Regions from separate parts of the Homo sapiens genome. Here region 1 is linked to region 2. Evidence: read pairs that join two places in POLR2A ChIA-PET (ENCODE). Cell type or tissue: IMR-90. All regions are shown on one strand.

Region 1 (2,500 bases), 140 kb after region 2:
CATTTTGTGGATTCAATTCCAATCAGAATTGTTATCCTCTCAAACTTGCATTGTGTTGCCTTGCTTGGTTCAAGAGACAGGAGAAACCCAAAATACTAAAATATCACTTATGTTATATTAGCCTGGAAACCTCCACACAGGGTTAAACACATCAAAACTTAAATATACTTTTCCAATGTTAATCTTATTATAGGTCTGAAATAAAAACTGACTATCATAACATTTTAACACTTTAGAAAATTAACTAACAAACTGATAAAACATGAGATCAGCTATTTCTGGATCTGCACTCCTCTAAAAGGAGAAGCAAATTAGAGAAACTAAAAATTGTAAAAACTGTGAATAATTTGCCAGGATAGGAGTAACCTTAAGGGTTTCTCCTCTGAAAGCCCCAAACTACACAGAGAACTTAGCAAAAGAAGATGTTGCTAGCAAGGCCGGACATAAGGCAGATAAACCCCCTATCATACACAGCTAGATGGGAGCTTCTCCATACTGAGGCTTTTCAAGTAGTGCTTTTTGAACAGCTGAAGAAAAGCTGAAGCCATGTTTTCCAAACAGAAAGAATAATTTAGTATGTCCAAAGGGGAGCTCAGGACTCCCTAGCAGATAACACATTATCTTGTCAAGTGTTGTGGTTTTTTTTTTCCTGGTTTCACTATTCTAAGTTACATAAAGGTGCTTTTAATTGGAAAAGAAACTAAACATACGGTACCTGTTTAGCGTAGGGATGTTCCCTCTGTAATTAAACAACCACAGTTAGTTACTGATAAGTTAGTGAAAGCCATAATAAAAGAATTGTCAGAGCAGATATAGACCAGTCATGAGGAGCTCCAGTTTGGCAGCTCTGGCATTCAGCAGACATAATTAAGTGCTCATTACCCTTCAACCCCCAGGATACCTCCAAAGAGGCATGCTCCTAACCTACCTCACCACACCAGCTGTTGATGGAAAGGGTCAAAATGTATTTACCATGGATTTTAAAAATAGCTCTATTACCAAAAAAAAAAAAAAAAAAAAAAAAAATTTAGAGTAGTGGTAAAACACAGGCTGATGAAAATTAATTTAAGCTATATGATATGGTATATTAACTCAAGCTTCAATAAGAAATATAATTCTTCACAGGATTCTTAGAGACTCTTCTTTCTTGTTCCTATTACTGAAGGTGTAATAAGGAGGTCCAGGGAAGTTGATTCCACAGCTCCTCCTACTTTAATCGCTTATCCAGGATATGTGACAGACCTACAAATTCTCCACCAAAGAAAAGTATCCAGGAATCTGGGTTCCCAGCTACCTGTTCTAAGTCTTTTTAACCATACTCTTCCTCCCATGAAGGAGAGCAGGGGGGAAGGTACTGTATTCTAGGAGCTTAAAAGAACTGAAAATCATGCAGGAAAGTAATGATAAATGATTCTATGATAAGTTGTTAAAATTAATTAATACTTTGTAATTAAATGAGTTTAGGGTCATAATGATTTTAAAAATTGCTGTTAGCTTAAAAACTCTAGGCCTCTCATAAATAAAACCTTATCTAAATTTGACTACCACAGAACTTCCTTATAAAGAATGTGCCAAATCATGAAAGAAAGACCACGATAAGAATAGGAAACTACAAGGCACATCTCCCACATTCTCTTTGGCCTTTGCCACTAACTCCTTTTAAAAGATTTCCCCAACTGAAAAATAATCAAACAAATAAAAACCTTTATTTTCAATGTTAAATGGGCAAAGTTATACTTACCACCTACAATTTAGGGGCATTGTAAGGGGGCTGATCGGTTGATATCTTAACCTTCTAACATTCTTTTATCAGCATTTAATCACTGTTGGGGTTTTCTAGCACACAGAGGACTTAATGGGCAGAACATAGTGGGTGGTGCTGATGATATGTGGAAAGGAAGATAGAGGGAGGAAAACGATGCACTTTCCATGGCAGTAGAAGGAGCAGAATAGACTGAGCAGGCCATATAAATAAAAAGCTGTGACATATCACTGCACACAAACTGTATACCTCATGTGATTTGTGAGTAGAAATGCTCTTTGCATCAAACCTGTATCACAGAGTGAATTCATAAGACAGCAAGAGCAACCTCTGAGTGCAGAAACCTGAACCTTTGCTGTTTGGATTCCTTAAGCCTCTCACTCAGGAGAGTGGGTTTTATTTTTACAAGAGATCCTTAGTTATAATGCACTTGGGCCTCAACAATACAGAAAAAATAGGCACAGGTTCTAGAACAGAGGGAGGTACAGCTGAACAGAAAACTAACTGCAGATGCTAATGAGAATAGTTTTCCTTTTACGATATAAAGGATGCTAAAGAAAGGGGCCGCCTGCACAGTTTCTTAGCATGAATCTCAGTTCAGAGAGAACTCTACAACCAAAGAAACCTCAGGTTCCATTCATCCAGGTTTCTAGAGTTTAGAAACCAGTATAATCTCTCTCAACTGTTAACAAATTTCCTAATCTAATAAAATAATCTAACTGCTTCTGTAGCTACATT
Region 2 (2,500 bases):
CGAGCCAGGGGGGCCCACGTTCGGCTGCTGACGGCGGTCCACAGGAGGGGAGGGTCTGTTGGGCGGGGGAGCCTCTCTCTGCCTTGCTTCCTTTTAGGGTGAGCCTTTGGTTCTCCTGTCCCAAACCGAGGGGGGCCACGTGGGAGCCGGCAGCACACACTGGCCACCACTGACCGCTCCTGCTGTCCTGGCACTTCCGCCCCCTCCCAAAACGGCAGCCCACAGTGACTGGTCGCAAGTGCCATCAGAAATGTGCGCCGCTTACGAGGCTGTCAACCAGGCTGGTTCTTCCAAAGTCGTCCATTACCAGATAAGTGAAGGTAAAATAGTGATGCTTTATTAATTGCAGGTATGGCACGGGTTTTTATACCTGTTTATATACACTTGCTCCGGAGCGGAAGGACTTTCTCATCTCTCCTTGCCTCTCCCCCACCCCCAGAAGAGAATTTCAACTTTAAGACAAACAACTTCATTTACAAGTGTGTCTCTAATTAGCTGCAGAATTAGGAAAGCTGAGCTTTCCCCCATAGATCCGCTCAACCCTCGAGGGAGACTGGTGGAATAGAGAGAATCGCATTTCCAATTATTTTGTTGAATTGCTAATTTAGTTATTGTGCCTGGTGTAATTGTGATGGGTATTGGGTATGCAATTCAATTTGTTTTAAATATTTGTGGGAAGGCTGATCAGTAATGGAGCTGACCTATTTTGTGGCCCAAATTGAGAAAAAAAAAAAAGACTAAAACACAACAGCCACAAAGATACAGTTTGTTTCCATTTTTATTTTGATCTCTCTCATCCCTCTTAAGATCATTGATGCAACAAAAGGATTAAATTAAAAGATGACAGCACTTTGATCTTCTCCCTTTGAAAGCTTAACTGTCCTTGGTAGTTTAATATGCAGATATTTTAGGGTAGAGTCTAGATGCATTGCTGGAGTTGAGTAGTTTCTGCCTCCTAAAATTGCATTTCTGCATGTGCCTAAAAGTGATTTGGGGTACTCAACTTTCTAATAGTGTGTAAAGTAGTGGAGGTGTATCTGTAACAAATAACGCAAAGCCGTGAGAGCCACAAGTTCGCCACTCCTACTGGGCAGAAGTCCATTCCAGAGTCCCGGAACCTTCCCTCCAGGCAGCACCACGTGCAGAGGTTGGTGGCCAGGAACCCCACCCCGGGTGTTTGCATAAAGCTCACCCATTGGGAGCCCTGCTCCTGGTTGATTTGAGCCTGTGCAGGTGAGAGGAGGGCTAGGTGACAAGTTCCCTCATGGCTGGCGGTGACTCTGTGGAGCTAGCTCCTTGAGGGCCAAGCTCCAATGTCCCTCTTCAGCCAGAGTCTGGACCGGGAGGTATGGGCCAGGGAAAATCTGTGATGTAATCTTGTTTACATGCCTATTGGATGCTGAGTCATAAACACAGTCTGGGCCTGGGCCAGGGCTGTGGCTTGAAATCAGAGCTCTGCTGGGACCTGAGGTCACAGAAATAGATTGCAGGAGTTGAGCCTTGGGCACGTACGACCGAGGTTGCTTACAGGTGACTGGAAGCCCTCACCTTCCACAGCATCCCGCCGGGCCCGCCAGGCGTCCTCAGACACAGGCTAACTAGGGCTTGGTTGGGCAAGATCAGAGGGTGGCGGACCAGAGCAGATTTTGAGAAAAGGTTATAATAAAATGGGTCATAGATGCGGCTGTTGTAATGAATTTGATCCTAAAGGATTCGTTTTGTAACTCGATTAGCTTAGCAAGGTGCCAGGGTCAATTTCCGTGCTTAGCTGCTAAAGAGAAGTTTAAACTTCATTACTCTTACGTGAGAGCTCACCGGGACCAACTGGAGGAACTCAGCCCCAGGTGGATCCCTTTTAACAAGCTGTTCTGGAGGAGCTGGGCGAGGACAGCTGATGGCCGCAGCTGCTGATCCTGAGGAGGGGCTGGGTCCCGTGTGAGGACAGATAGGAGGGTGACCATTGAACCAGCCAGGCTGGAGCTGAAAAGAAACTGGCAAGCAGCTAGAGCAGCTGGGGATGGAAGGAGGAGGAGGCGTTTGTGGAAACAGCTGCAGGGCAGGAGGGCAGGCTGCGGGGTAAGGTCTGTGTAGCCTCTACCCCGTGATGGTGGTGGTTGTTATTATTTGAGACAGTCTCGCTCCGTCACCCAGGCTGGAGTGCAGTGGTATGATTTCTGCTCACTGCAACCTCCACCTCCCTAGTTCAAGCGATTCTCCTGCCTCAACCTCCTGAGAAGCCAGGATTACAGGTGTACGCCACCACGCCCAGCTAATTTTTGTATTTTTAGTAGAGACAGAGTTTTGCCATGTTGCCCAGGCTGGTCTCCAACTCCTGACCTCAGGTGATCCACCCGCTTTGGCCTCCCAAAGTGCTGAGATTATAGGCATGAGCCACCATGCCCAGTCTCCATTTTTTTTCTACAGTGTTGTTATTGAGGTAGAATTTACATACCATAAAACTCACCTGTTGTAAATGTACAATTCCATGGTTTTTGCTACA

The links. ChIA-PET counts read pairs that join two places held together with the same protein. Peaks named below come from ENCODE experiments on the same cell type or tissue, not always from the same donor. Only the 100,000 strongest peaks of a DNase experiment are listed, where the experiment ranks them.
Region 1: POLR2A ChIA-PET joins it to region 2 with 22 read pairs; 3 of 35 experiments call an interaction of 5 or more read pairs at or near these places.

Annotation. Positions count from the first base shown.
Region 1 is chr17:37,209,752-37,212,251 of GRCh38, forward strand. ACACA (acetyl-CoA carboxylase alpha) reads right to left here. Exons shown (of 56, transcript NM_198834.3): 30 at 716-739. Among named protein-coding and RNA genes, the nearest start is that of SNORA90, 34 kb to the right of the region's middle. In IMR-90, no CTCF peak of the experiment used is centred here; no DNase peak of the experiment used is centred here.
Region 2 is chr17:37,066,495-37,068,994 of GRCh38, forward strand. No RefSeq gene overlaps it. Among named protein-coding and RNA genes, the nearest start is that of MIR2909, 34 kb to the left of the region's middle. In IMR-90, no CTCF peak of the experiment used is centred here; a DNase peak (open chromatin) is centred at 1,407; H3K27me3 peaks cover 687 bases.